3 separate regions of the Homo sapiens genome follow, and all the other regions are linked to region 1. A link is an interaction called in ENCODE POLR2A ChIA-PET data of the cell type or tissue named here. Cell type or tissue: MCF 10A. All regions are shown on one strand.

Region 1 (5,000 bases):
ACCCAGGAGGCAGAGGTTATAGTGAGCTGAGATGGTGCCACTGCACTCCAGCCTGGGTGACAGAGGGAGACCCTGTCTCAAAAAATAAAAAAAATTAAAAAAAGGAAGATCAGATAGTACCAAGGAGCATAAATATACAAATGAACAAATGAATAAATAAACAAACAACAAAAACCATATGCAACAACTGCTGGAAACAAAAGACATATATTCAAACTGCTGAAAACAAACGACAAAAAGAAATCTTGAAGGCAGCCAGAAAAAAGACATATTCCACAGAGAAGAACAAAGGTAAGCCTTGCAGAAGACTCCTCAGAAACCATGCAAGCCAGCAGGTCATAGAGGGACATCTATAAAGTGCTAAGATGGCTGGGAGAACTGCCATCTTGTGGAACTATCAACATAGAATTCTATTCCCAGCAAAAATATCTTTCAAAAATATAAGAGAAATACTTTCTCATGCAAACAAAACTGACAAAATGTCTTGCCAATAGGCCTACACTCAAGAGCTGTTCAAGAAAGTTCTTCAGGCAGAAGAAAACTTCAGGTCAGAAACTTGAATCTACACAAAGATATAGAGCATTGGGAATGAAATAAATAAATTAAAATCATGTTTAGAAATTTTTAATTGCTCTAAAAGAGCAATTTTCCTCTAAAGCAAGAATAGTAAACAACGGATTGTGTGTTCTTAGCATATGTAAGAATAAATATATGACAATAATAGCACAAAGGAAAGGAAGGAGAAATAATGTTAAAATTCCTCACACTACATATAAAGTGGTATATTATTTAAACGTAATATTATTTAAATTTAATATATATTTAAATTTATATTATTTAAATAATATACCACTTTCTGTGTAGTGTAACAACACCACACATATACCTTTAAAGGCAGATACTGACGAATTAACTTTTATATTCCTAATATAAGAGAATGACTTTTAAATGGCACAAATAATATGTCAGTAGAAGAAATAAAATGGAATAAAGAAGTAGTTCAAAGTGACATCCCCTCAAAGATTATCCTGTTATCCTTCTCTCCACTGCCCTGATCACTTGTCTCCTTCTAGAGACTCTTAAAATATTTGGCATATCATTTTTTATCACACGGAAAGTCGTACAGAATCTTGGCAGCAAGAATGGGCACTGGAGTCAGACCCGGGTTCTGATGCTAGGTCTGCCTCTTATTAGTTGTGAGATGGGTTTCAGTCCACTGAGCCTCAGTTTTCTCATCTGCACAGCAGACTGGTGCCTACCTACCTCAGCAATTTATTGTGAAGATTGAATGAGGTCATCCATGTACATTTTTAGCTCAAGAACCAGAATATTATAAGTACTCATAAATACAGGTTATTTTACTGGTTGCACTTATGAGATTGTTTCAAAATTATTTATTTTTCATTTTTTATTTTTTGAGACAGAGTCTTGCTCTGTTGTCCAGGCTGGAGTGAAGTGGCATAATCATGGCTCACTGCAGCCTCAACCTCCCAGGTTCAAGCGATCATCCCACCTCAGCCTCCAAAGTAGCCTCCCAAGTAGCACCACCACACTTAGCTAATGTTTGAATTTTTTGTAGAGATGGAGTCTCCCTATGTTGTCCAGGGTGGTCTTGAATGCCTGAGCTCAAGCGATCTGCCCACCTCGGCCTCCCAAAGTGCTGGGGTTACAGGTGTGAGCCACCACACTCAGCCCCAAATTATTTTTTATATGTCTGTCTCTCCTGCATCCCCCATTAGAATGCACTGTCATTGGCAGCAGGCACTGGTATTATTTACAGTTTTACTTTTATCTTCTAGAAGATTTGTAGGATCATAGTAGGTATTTCAGTTAATGCTTTTCAGAAAGTGAAACAAGTGACTGAAGGCCTCAGGTATTGTTCCAGTTCATCAAGCGCATAGGCTATAGGAGCTTGGGTTCAATGGAATTTTTCCGATTACTTCATGATTCTCATTTACATGTCACATCTTTGCAATTGCCACTGCTTTTTCTGATAAGACAGGTATTTATCCTCTCTTCCTCCCTGGATGTTTCAAATTTTATAGTAACTATCTCAGTCTCATTCATAGCCTTTCTTCACCTAAGGTAGAAACACCATGGTTTGGACCACTCAAAGTACTTCCAAAACTGCTAGTTCAAGGAAAGAAAGAATGGGAAAATCTGTGACCTTGAAGATCTTGTCCTAAATATGAGCACCTGGTATAGAATTGAAATCTGCAGGTTCCAAATGTACATCCTATAAAACAAGATGCCTACAGCCAGCACAGGAAGGCACATGCCAGTGGTCAGCCTTGCAAGGAAAAGGCTTCCCTGGCGCTTCACCAGATTGAGTTCTCTATTCTGGAAGCACTTTAAGGAGGGCCTTTCAGAGGGCACTCCTAGGTGCTGAATGAGCAAGGTTTTCAAAATTCTTTCAGCAAGTGAGTCTAGAGTTGTCACCTGTCTTGAATTCCTGAAGCCACTCAAGTAGCCTTTGTGCCTTAAGCACACCTTACTTCCCTGCTCCTTAGAAGATTTACCAGCTCTGGCTCTTCAATTCTCTCTATTAATGAAGGCACATCACTGCCCAGAGGGACTGCAACATTTAACCAGTGAGAATTCTCTCTTTCAGCAGAGAATGCTGCAAACTTTTTAAAAAGATGGGCGTTCGTAAATACTTCTTTGATGTGTTAGCGGGATGAATGTGTCTGTGTAGATCTTTGAACAATATAACTAAATTCACATATTTATTATAGTATACTTTGGCATGAGAATTAAGCAAAAATGAAGAAAAAAATTTTAAGTCTTACATGCTAGGCTTGATGTCCCAAATGGGGAGAAAAAGCTGACTCTTACTTTGAAGGCTGAAGGGCAGAGGAGTTACTAGCGTGTATTTCAGCCCCTCCCATGAGATGAACTGCAGTAACTTGCATGGTTTGAGTTAAGGGAAATCATCCTCTTTGTGTGTGGGTGCCGTCCTAGGGAGGAGAAGACAAGAAAGTGGATGTGTTAGGCTGTAAATCTTTAAGGGATGTGTAGGTTCTGTGCAGGCACTTTCCTGCAATTACACAATACAACACTAAGAATGCAGCCACAGGCTGTGGTCACAACGCAGTGAGCTGGCCAGTTGGGTGACATCAGCTTGTCATCACCAGGGTAGATTTACAGCTAGAAGCAGATTGTGGTTTATTCTTCCTGGTTTTGCAAGAGGGATTCTGATGACTAGACAGCACAGAGCAACAAACTCACAGCTCTACTGGCCCTGTGCTAACTCCCCACTGTGAACAGGACAGCAGGCAGCAGCTAGACAGCTGAACAAGATTCATAAGAAGCCAAGAAAATCAAAACATACACCTTGAGAAGCCAGAGGAGGAAATCTAAGTAATCCATAGGCTCAGTCTAAAAGCCTTGCTTCTCCCCGTACTCCCTTCCCCCACCACTATGAGTCAGCATCTCTCTAGAATAATAAAACGCCACCCAACCCCTGCATCCAAGCTAAGAGTTTATTTCTCAAAAAAACAGTTTTCCATCTCGGAAGCTCTCAAATGAATTCAGTCAATATGTGCTGAGTAATTATTACGAGCCTGCCTCTTGTAAGATGTTGTGTAAGGTAGGAAAGAAAGAAATACAGCAGTGGTCTCACCACTGAGGCATTTCCGGTCTTCCTGGGAACACAGACGCACTAGAGGTGTGTGTTCTTTGTTTTCAGGCATAGTGCAGAGCTTGTGAAATTCTTTCCCTGAACCATCCTGGGTGGCAGCTGAGAGTGCAAATGTATCCCTGAAAGCCCAGAAAATGTGTTTTGCCTATGCAGTGGCTGCATGGAACTTCTGCAAACCAGTCTTTACTCCTGAGCCTGTGCAGACTCGAATAGCACTGAGTTCAAGTCAGCCTCTGTAAGTGACTTAGGATATGCTAATGAACAGTCATTGTAAGAGAGCAATATTCAACATTCCGGAGTTTTATTTCATATCTACTCTGTGCCTGACTGTGTTCTGCAAATTGGGGTTCTATCAGTAACCAAAAGAGACAAAGATCTTTTCCTTCAAGGAACTTAATAATAGTGGGAGATACAATAATATAATAAACAATTATAAAGTGTGTTATAAGATGATGACGGCTATGACAAAAAGGTAAAAAGTAGTGCAAGTACTTAAAAGGGTGAAAGGATTGGAAACCTGGGGTGAACGGTGAAGTAGGGTAAAATTACAATATGAAACTGGGTGGGTCAGGGCAAACCTGACTGAAAAGGTGAGATCTGAGCAAAGGCTCAAAAAAGGATCGAGTCCAGTGGATATCAAGGGAGGAACATTTAAAGACAAAGGAAACAGAGCGTGGAGTCTCCAGTGGCAGCACATCTGGCATAGTGGAGGAACTGCAAGTCTACCTGGGTTGGGCATGAGGAAGAACAGAAGAGGAGGTCAGAGCAAGAACGGAGACCAGTTGGTGCTGGGCCAGTGTCATGGGTTTGCCTTTTACTCTGTATGAAGTGGTGAGTCATTACAGGGTTTTGGGCAGAGAAGGTACAAAATATGGCTTGTGATTTGAAAGAAAGACTTCAGAGACGTTTGGTTTCTGCTGTGGCATGTAAAAAGCTTGGAAGTTATTTTTACAAGAAGAAGAAGCTGGATAAACAGAAAACTGATGGCTCGTCTCAACCCATCAGATCACTGATATTGCAGCGGTCACAGAAAACTCTGGACTACGGAGCGACAGGCGCATCCAGAAAGTCACAATGCAGATTAGCTTCTGTGGGGCAAAAGGTGCTGTGGCCATAAACTCCTAGGAACATTTAAATGATAATTTTCATGAAGTTATACAGGCTGAGGGTGGCCTACCATGAGATTAAGAAACTCACAGGCACCACGGTCTTAGGGAAGGGCCTACACTTTCAGGGGTTTTACTTCCAGAAACCCCACTAGGTTCTCATGGTGAAGATCAAGAAACATCCCCTCACGGCTCTGGTAGAAGGTGGGGAAGATTAAACAATGCAAAACACACAGGCTTATCCTCCAGAGCAC
Region 2 (5,000 bases), 180 kb after region 1:
TGCAGTTTACTTTGAAATGCATCAAGAAAATAAAGTAGAATAAGGGATCGCTAGAAGGATGGACAAATGGATAGAAAGGTGATAAAGCAAGTAGAGTAAAATGTTCATGGGGTAAACTCAAAGTGCTATGTATATAGCTGCACACAGTAAAATTATTTCAGCTTTGTTGTATGTTTTAAACTTTTTATAGTAAAATCTTGGGAAAACATTGATTGAAAAAAGAGGAATCGAGATCTAAGAAAAAATAATGACACACCAGAATGGGAAACGGCTGCAGACTGTCATAGAAATGTCACCAATTAGCTGTAATAACAATTAGAATGTGTTGGGTGCTTACTATTTGCCTAGTGCTATGCTAGTGCTTGACAGATAATCCTATTAATTATAATTATAGCAATTAGAAATGATGTAGGTCTTATCAAAGAAGGTCTCTAAGATTAAATTTTAAAAAGCAGAACTGGAAACAGAACAAGTCTGGCTAAAGTTAAAGGAAAGGAAACAGAAAGCTCCAGCCATAGAACGAAAGACAGGCTTTCTGTCCACAAGCGGGGAAAGGGCTGCCCATACAAACATATATGCCAGGCCTGGAAAATTAAGTCTAATGTTGCCCGGCATGGGGTCTTGAAGGATGTGAAAGTTCCAACCCATTCTTCCCACCACTCAACTCTTCCTCTCCAGTGGAGTTGACCACAATGCCACTGGCATAATCATAATTCCACTGCAGGTGGCTCCACGGTTTCACAGCCTTCAAAGTGCTCTTATATGTAGTATGTCAGGCAGCATAATGTCCTGGAAGGGCCAAAGACTCGGATGCTACAGGACCTCAGCTAAATGCTGGATTTTACCACTGACTATAGATGACTGTGGGCAAATAGCTGACTCTCCCTGGACCTCAGTTGCTAAACCTATAAAATGAAAGTGTTATCCCCATTTTACAGATGATTAAACTGAGGTCTGGAGAAGTAAGGTGACTTGCATAAGGCCACACAATTGATAAGAGGAAGAACGAGCCAGGCATGGTGGCTCACGCCTGTAATCCCAGCACTTTGAGAGGCCAAGGCGGGCGGATCACCTGATGTCGGGAGTTCAAGACCAGCTTGACCAACATGGAGAAACCCCACCTCTACTAAAAATACAAAATTAGCCAGGGTGGTGGCGCATGCCTGTACTCCCAGCTACTCGGGAGGCTGAGGCAGGAGAATCGCTTGAACCCGGGAGGTGGAGGTTGCGGTGAGCCGAGATTGCGCCATTGCACTCCAGCCTGGGCAACAACAGCGAAACTCTGTCTCAAAAAAAAAAAAAAAAAAAAGAGGAAGAATGGGAACTGTGTCTTTTGACATGAGGCTAGTGCTCTCAGGACTTACACAGGCCAGAATCATGCCCATATGCCCCTGCTGTAAAGAACACTCTGCTCTGAATCTCCATTAATTATCATCTCAAAAGAATAAAGACAAAACACATGTAATAAGTGACAATTTAAATATCTCTCAAGACTAACCATCTTTCAGTTTGTCCAAAAGAAAAGGAGGTTGGGAACTGTGTATTTGACATGAGGCTAGTGCTCTCAGAACTTACACAAGGCCAGAATCATGCCCATATGCCCCTGCTGTAAAGAAAACTGCTCTGAATACTCTTTCCAAGTTATCCAAATTGACTTACTGTTTTCAGTTGTACATTTCCAAACATTTCTCACAAATATATACATAGTTTATAAATGCTAATTAATCACTATTTTCCACATTATCACCCAGATCTAAGTACATTCTAGGGATTATAAATAAATTTGCCTCAATAATTAATAATAAAAATATTTAAAATACTCAAAGTATCTGTTATATTAAAAAGTGGATCCTTTCAATAGTGAAACTTTCTTTCTTTCTTTCTTTTTTTTTTTTTTTTTTTTTTGAGATGGAGTTTTGCTCTGTCACCCAGCCTGGAGTGCAGTGGCGTGATCTTGGCTCACTGCAACCTCTGCCTCCAGGATTCAAGCGATTCTCCTGTCTCAGCCTTCATGAGTCACTGGGATTGCAGGCATGCACCACCACGCCCAGCTAATTTTTTGTCTTTTTAGTAAAGACAGGATTTCACTATGTTAGCCAAGCTGGTCTTGTGCTCCTAATCTCAAGGGATCCACCCAACTTGGCCTCCCAAAGTGCTGGGATTACAGGCATGAGCCACCACACCCAACCAAAACTTTCTTAAACATGTTTAAACTAAAATTGTAAACAAAAAGAAAACAGAAAAGTTCACAGAACTTTGACTAAGCCCCTGCTGTCAGTAAGCAGTCAGGTATCTTCTTGGAACAAATGATTGTAAATGAACAAATTGAAAAAGACATTAACAATCACAGGCAACACTGAAGTGCAGAGGAATATATTTAAGCACGAAGATCTGAAGAACAAAGCCTCCATTTGGGGAAGAGGGCCTTTTATTTCAAGGGCACTTTCAGAAACCAGAAGACCAAAGCAAGAAAAAAATAACCTGTCATGTTTTTAATAACGCAGGCTATATATTAAAAAGTAGCATAACAGTAACTGTACCCACATACAATTATTCTATAATAGTTAAAGGCATGCTGGCATAGAGATATAACAATTTGGGCATATCTGTTTTTTTTTAAAGTCTGATATAAAAGCAAAATTATTTAAGGTCTCAGACTTTACTTTCTAAAATTTTGAGATTTAGCTGAAAATTACATTTAAATATCATCAAAAAGCAAATTAATGAAGGACAATTTCCTACTCACAAACACAAGATCTAAATCAAGCTACTCAATAAAGCATAGTTAGGTAGAAATTAAGGGTTCTGACCATACGTAGACATCAAATCTTAAGTAGAGTTTTATAAAAATGAGCCCATATGCATAGGAAAAAACATCTGCAGGAACACAACATTAAATGCGAATGTGGTGGTTTCTGAGGAGTGGAATTATAGGTGGAAAATATATTGCTTTTATTCTTAGGAAATATTCAAAAAGTATAGTGAGGTAGACTATTTAATGCTAGTTGGAAAAGAAAGAGACACACAAGTTAATTATATATGAGATCAGTGTTACCAAATGCAGAGCACTCTGCTATGTACAAGGAAAAACCAAGATGAATAAACAACATAAAAATCCATGCCCTCAAAAAAGCTTATGATCTAGACATAGAAGTGAAATACATGTTCCAACAACTAAGTACCAGACAGAATTCGAAAAGTACTATTAATGCTAATAGTCTAACTACAGAATGCTGTAAAACTAATAGTAAATACAGAATGGTATAAGGGCAAGGGAGAAGAGAAATTAATTCTAGCTAAATCAGAAAACATAAGGATGGAGAGATTTTAGAAGATGGGGAAGGATTAAAAAGGGCTATCTCTTACTGAGCACTCTCTGTGTGACAGGTACTAAGAAGTACTTTCATCTATTAATTCACTCAGTTCTCATATTCACCCTATAAGGGAGGTACTGTAATTATCCCTGCTTTACAAACAAGGAAGGTGAAGCTTGCTCAAGCTCATATTAGGTCTAGTGAGCAGCAGAACCAGGATTTCACCCTGGTGAGGGCTGTGCTCCTCATGACTTTGCTATGCTGTCCCTCTAGGAAAAGAGAAACCACTGGGGCCCATAGGCTAAGGAAAAATGGGTTAAGAAAAATGGTGCGGAGAATCAGAAAGAAGAAATAAACTTGCATTTATTGCAGGGTTTCCAAGCAGTTTCTGTATTTAATGCTTTTTATATATAATTTTGGTTAATTTTTCTGTGAAGTGGTGATTGTGATGATCACATCCGTTTTAATGATATGAATGCTAAGTTTTAGAAAAGTTCAGTATCAGACCAAACAGCTAATAAGTAGCAGAACAGAATTGTAAACCCAAGGCCTGAGTCCAATCTCAGGTCAAGACAGACCTGTGGCTTTATATGTACTATCTCATTTAATCCCTAAAACAATCTGTAAATCTGGTACTATTACTTTTTCTCATTTTACAGATAAGAAAATGAAAAATGAGATATGGTAAATAACCTCCCCAAGGTCACAGAACTGGTAACCAGTAGACCCAAAATTTAACCTAGGCATCATGACTTCACACCCAGAGTTCTGACCCTTTGGATACACTGCCGGAAAAAGAGTAAAGAGAAACCCAATCACAAATGTCAAACTCGGAATCCATCAGTCATGCAAACTCATTGACGATTTTTGCTGTAAAAAAAATGATCAAATAATGTGTTAGGAATAAAGTCCTCCAACCGACATACCAAAATTAGATTCTTGGCACGTAAAGTTTAATAAGACATGGAACACCTTACCTGTACAGCTTTTCAAAGCAGGTAAACCATTGTTTTAATTACGTATAATTTACCTAAGAAGGCCATCTATGTAGTTCTTCAGCAAGCACTCACTTACCATAACCCCACTAAAATGTCAAGCCCCATCTAAATGTTGTAATACTTTGTTTAGCATAAAGTACATTAGATTTATCCATTATTATATCTTCCTACAGATTTCTATACATAGTGGTGTAGAAATTACAATGTGAGTAACTGATAACTGAACTGCCTTCTCAAAGCAAAACAAGAAAGAAGGTGAGGGGGGAAAAAGGGGACAATAACTGAAATGAGTCTGCTTTTTACATTTCGTTTTTCCTCTTGGCTACAATCTACAGCATTTCACACCAAACATTATCCCAAGCTACCCAGCTCTAAGGCCTAGAGTTACCCACCTACAAAACAGGCTGCACGCTCCCTGCCACAAGCAGAGTGACTCATCCTAACATCCGGCATCAATTCTTAATGAGTCCCCGAGCCCCCGCAGTCCTGTCTACTTCTTTTCTTTTCCAGTGAATCCTCACAGTCCCCTTTCCCTGCATGTTCTCTGTCCCAAATTTCTGAAGCCCCTCCCTTTCCGTCTCTTAAGAATCTCTACGAACCCGAAAGCCCGTGAGGCTGATGGCACGTCTGTGGTTCCTTTCTCCTTCTTCCCTCCATACCCACAGCTCCCCGGGACCGGACCCTCCCC
Region 3 (5,000 bases), 67 kb after region 1:
AGTTCTAAGTTGCTAGCCAATCGGGACAAATATAGAATGTGAGGCCCCATTCCAGCCAATGGAAACCGGACACAGCAGTAAGGTGGATGTGTCAGGTTATAAATGACCCTGTCTCCTTTGTTTGGTGTACTCTCATGGCAAAACTGCTGGCGAGTGTACCCTTTCTGCAGAAAGTATAAAAATGGCCTTGCTGAGTAAGTTAAATTTACTTTCAAGTGATATTCTTTACAGCACCGGAGAGCAAGCGTTTCAAATAGGGCTGCACCTGGCAGGCAGCTCAACAGCCCAGTGTGCCAGGTACCAAGCGAGGTGTATCTTTCTGTCCTAGTCCTTCTCATGTCCACCTGCCTAGAGCTCCATTGAGAGCCTGATCTCTGCTGAAAGATGAGGCCCTCCTATGCTACATTACACAACGCAAATGTCTCACCACTGAATCTTTCATCTTCTTGGGGAGAGGGTCAGCAGCTGACTCTGCCAGATTTTGATGTAAAAATTTAGGAAACAGCCTGCATTGGATGAAGGACCTGAAAGTGGAAAAACACAATACTTCATCAAAGATGTTCCTGGGACAGTGTTTTCGGTAAATAACTTCACCTTAGATCTCACACCCACACATGACAAAAACAAGTGCTCTCTTCATTTAAAAATTTATAATAAAAAGAGGTGCATGTTCAAGTGATCATAAAGATAGTGTTTTGATTTGTAAATTTCATCCTAATGAGAGCAGTCAAGTACCTTAGCAGTATCATTGCCCTCTATTGTCAGCAGTGGGACATGGGGAAGGTCCTCCATCTCTGCTAGCCCACTAGGGCTTCATCTTCACAATTAGCAGCAAAAAGTGAACATTGCACTAATACAATTGACACTAAAAATTGTGTGAACCATGTTTAACTTTTGTTTCCCCCATTTTTCATGCCTTTCACACTACTGCACCTCATGGCCTAAAATTATGGTGTCTCTGGTCTTCAAAGAGTTACGGTTATCTTAAATCAAAATCTTTCATAAATTTAAACAAATTACATAAGATGCTACTGTCAATATCTTAAACTCACTGTGGCATCACATGAAAGATTTCCAGTGCCAGAGTACACGTTACCAAAACTTAAAGATATGATTAAAGGGAAGATTGTAATGTATACTTTCACATTACTAAGCATTACATTAAATACATTTTAACACTTTGGTGCAAATTTCACTTTAAATCCAGAGGACGTTGGCCAGATTGGGAACAACAACAACAACAAAACAATAAAATCAAACAAAATCTTTCTTTTCAGAGGTGCTGGTTTAGTCTCCCCAGGGTAACTGCCTAGAGTAAAGGCAGGGATGTAGTTAATGGATCTAGAGAGGGTATTGTTGAGGAGGCAGCTTCTTACCCAGCTCACCCAAGGGAAAGTCACAACAGGGCTTGGGTGCTATCGACCCTCTGTTCCTGCCACTGTGCATTTTACTCCAAAATCAAAAGAGCAAAACTAAAATGTTTGCTAGATGTTCATTTTTAATTGTTATTAGTTTCTGGCTGGTCCTGTATTTCTCCTTCCCTCCTCTAGTGAGTGACCAGCTAGTTTAATAATGAGAGTCAAATCACAATGGGCAGTGAATTGCTGTCTGCCCATCTCAGTCAGGGCACAAAGCTGCAGGAACTATGCCCCCAGCTCAGTGATGAGAGAGCACAGGCATAGACCACTCACATGAGTACAGATGGGTCACTGCTCTGACGGCTCAGATGGTAAGAAAGGGCGACCAAGAGGCCACAGAAGGCCGAAAACAGTGCCGGGATGTGTTGCATGCTCCACGGTTCCTAAAGAAAAGACATCAGTTAGCCAAGTCACTCCACAGCTGTGTGAATAGCAGGATCTCTATCAGACATTTAGAAATATCCCCAAGGTCCAGCTGGATGGATGAGTTATTCCCATGATTATTCCTGCCCACGGACATATAAGCATCTGGTGGGCACACAAAAAACTCACCTGTTGGTTTATAGACATTGATTTTGATAAGGAACTTTTTGACTAATTATACATACTTATAAGAATAAAACTGAATCTTTCCTGAAATTAAGCTTAGAATGTTCTATAGAATGTAATATTAAACATGTGTCCCTCCTCTGAATTCAATATAATAATTAACAATTATAATAATTGTATTTCTCAATGTTTATTAATTGATGGTCTAAATGGCATAAAAAATGTAAAAATGACATAAGAGATTAAATAGACTAATGAACTGAAAACCTGATAAAGATTGTAGAAAGTAGAAAAGTTCCTCTTCAAAGCTTGTCTTGGTTTAAAAATATAATAATAGACACTAGGAATAATAGCTTCTTACTCTAAAGCCTCCTATCAACTATCAGTTCTTACACTTTAGCCCAGTTAGTTGCTTTGGCTTACTCAAGCATGTCTGGACAGGCCCAGGCAAGTCTTAGCTCATAGCTTATGCCCCTTCCCTATTTGGAAATGTTATTGCTTCCTTAAACCTTTCATGAGCAACTTTCTCTTCTTCTTTGTTCTCCCTTGCACTTACCTGTTTAAGAAAGTGTTAAGCTATTAGCAAATAGGGTATCTGTTTAAGACTGTGAGGTCCAGCTCCAGCCAATGGATGCCAGACACAGCAGTAAGGACGACCCAAATGTGTAAGGGATAAATATGTCTGCTTTTCCTTTGTTCAAGCGTGCTCTCGCCATTGTTCCATCTGCATAGAGCACCCTTTCTGCAGGAAGTAAAAATGGCCTTGCTGAGAGAATTAAATTTATGTTCGAGTGCTATTTCTTTGTGGCACCAGGGAACAAGCATTTCTAACAAAGATTAAAGATAATCACCTGAGGAAAGAGCAAAGTTATTTGAAATGAAAAGAGGCACTTCAGGTTTAATTTGATAGAAGCACAGATGTCAGTTATCAACACATTGTATTCGGCCTGGCAGAGCAGAACATGGGAAATACATGTTACCACCCCAACCAGTGTGGTGGCCTGGGACTCCAGCTCCTCTCCCACACACACCTGGTGCTCCCACCAACACAAACATGTCTCTCATACACCAAGAAGAAAACATCTACATATTTAATCTTCTCAATCACCATCAGCAGAATCACTGATGCCTTCTGAAAGCTGAATTTAGTCAAGAACTTAAATACTTTTCTGTCAAGATTTTTTTTTAAGATGGGTTAATTGTGGTGCTTATAATGAAATCTACAAATGAATGAGTCAAGTGTGCTTAGCAGTTGTCCACTGTAACTGCTAAAATAGTCTGGAAAAGCAAATGATACACTGGATAGAGCAAGTGATTTTATTTTTACATGCTTCATTTTCCTAGAAATTAAAATGTATTTCTTTTATCTTCCCCATTGTGGAAGTCTAAACGCCCGAGAGCAGTACCTGTAAAGCAAATTGCAGGGAGCTGAGTCTTCCTGAGGCTGCTGAGCTGCATGGCTACAAAGTCAGGAAGTAAGACTCACTGCCTCCAGACGCACTCTCCACACAGCTCCCCACACCAGGACGCCCTGCATGCCTCTCAGATCAGCTTCCCCGAGGGTGGGGTGCCTTTTCCAGCACTCTAAGGTACCATGTCTGCATTTATTATTTTTCTAATTCTGTGCAGATGTCTTCCCCACCAATTTTGCTGAAAAGCTCAAACCCAGTGATGAGGCATCCTGCACGGACCTCTTCTTTCTTTGGAGTTTTCATCAGCAACGCCTTCCCTTCCAGTGTCCAAGGGAGAGGTGTACTTCCTCCTTCCCTGAGCCCAACTCTCCCCTCACACTAGGATGTCCTACTTTCTTTTCATTGGTCCCCTCTGCCCCGCCTATAAAAATGCTCAAGTTGCTGACTTTTTTTTTTTTTTTTTTGAGCTGGAGTCACTCTCTATCACCCAGGCTAGAGTGCAGTCATACAATCTCAGCTCACTGCAAACTCCACCTCCCGGGTTCAAGCAATTCTCATACCTCAGCTTCCCAAGTAGCTGGGATTACAGGCACACACCACCACACCCAGCTAATTTTTTATTATAGTAGAGACGGGGTTTCACCATGTTGGTCAGACTGGTTTCGAACTCCTGACCTCAGGTGATCTGCCTGCCTCGGCCTCGCAAAGTGCTGGGATTAAAGGGTGAGCCACCATACCCGGCCAGTTGCTGACATCTTTAACAAATAAAAAAAGTTCTCCTTCCCCTTGATCCAGTTGCCCTTGAAAGCTACTGTACTCTTAGTCTGTTCGGGCTGATATAAGAAAATATCATAGACTGGGTGGCTTATAAACCACAGAAATTTATTTCTCACAGTTCTGGGCACTGAAAGCCCAAGGTCAAGGTGCAGGAAGGAGAAGGTTTGTTGTCTGGGGAGGCCCTGCTTCCTGACTCCTAGATGATGCCTTTTTGTTGTGTTCTCACATGGTAGAAGATGCAAGAGAGCATTCTAGGGCCTCTTTTACAAGGACACTGATCTGATTCATGAGGACTCCTCCCTCAATATCTGTAATCACCTCACAAAGCCCTCGCCTCCAATACCATTACATTGGGGATTAGGTTTCAACATGAATTTTGAGGGACACATTCAGTCTATAGCATACACTATCCCTCTTTTTTATTTCAGTGCCATCTCAGCCTTTCGAAGGTCTGAGCTCCACATTTCACTCCTGGTCATCAGTGAATGACTCAGTAGTCTCTGTCAAGCCGGGTAACTCCCATGAGTGGAGGTCCTACCATGAGCTGTGTGACACTGGCTAAGTTACTAGACATCTCTGACCATTGGGTTCCTCTTCTTTAACAAGGGAAAACAATACCTACTCAATGGTTGTTGTGAGGGTGCTTTTCTGTAACCCAGGTGATTTAAGTTTTTGACATGGGAGGGGTCAATGCAGCCCCCACTTGATGACGGACACCTGAGAGCTGTTTCTTTCCCACCGTCTCAACAGTCTCCTGATCCTTGTGTGCCATCAATACACATTTTCAATGCTGCTCCAATTTGCTTCTTCTTTCCATTGCATCCTGTCTGGTTAAGGCTTCCAC

The links. ChIA-PET counts read pairs that join two places held together with the same protein. Peaks named below come from ENCODE experiments on the same cell type or tissue, not always from the same donor. Only the 100,000 strongest peaks of a DNase experiment are listed, where the experiment ranks them.
Region 2: POLR2A ChIA-PET joins it to region 1 with 13 read pairs; 2 of 35 experiments call an interaction of 5 or more read pairs at or near these places.
Region 3: POLR2A ChIA-PET joins it to region 1 with 22 read pairs; 3 of 35 experiments call an interaction of 5 or more read pairs at or near these places.

What each region holds. Positions count from the first base shown.
Region 1 is chr1:233,110,010-233,115,009 of GRCh38, forward strand. All of the region lies in intron 21 of PCNX2 (pecanex 2), which reads right to left. Among named protein-coding and RNA genes, the nearest start is that of NTPCR, 160 kb to the left of the region's middle. RefSeq lists an enhancer at 4,593-5,000. In MCF 10A, no CTCF peak of the experiment used is centred here; DNase peaks (open chromatin) are centred at 3,102, 3,652 and 4,432.
Region 2 is chr1:233,290,320-233,295,319 of GRCh38, forward strand. All of the region lies in intron 1 of PCNX2 (pecanex 2), which reads right to left. Among named protein-coding and RNA genes, the nearest start is that of PCNX2, 2.9 kb to the right of the region's middle. RefSeq lists an enhancer at 4,792-4,841. In MCF 10A, no CTCF peak of the experiment used is centred here; DNase peaks (open chromatin) are centred at 2,022 and 4,762.
Region 3 is chr1:233,177,375-233,182,374 of GRCh38, forward strand. It overlaps PCNX2 (pecanex 2), which reads right to left. Exons shown (of 34, transcript NM_014801.4): 16 at 1,692-1,801; 17 at 428-524. Among named protein-coding and RNA genes, the nearest start is that of PCNX2, 120 kb to the right of the region's middle. RefSeq lists enhancers at 1,771-2,970, 2,300-2,489. In MCF 10A, no CTCF peak of the experiment used is centred here; a DNase peak (open chromatin) is centred at 2,477.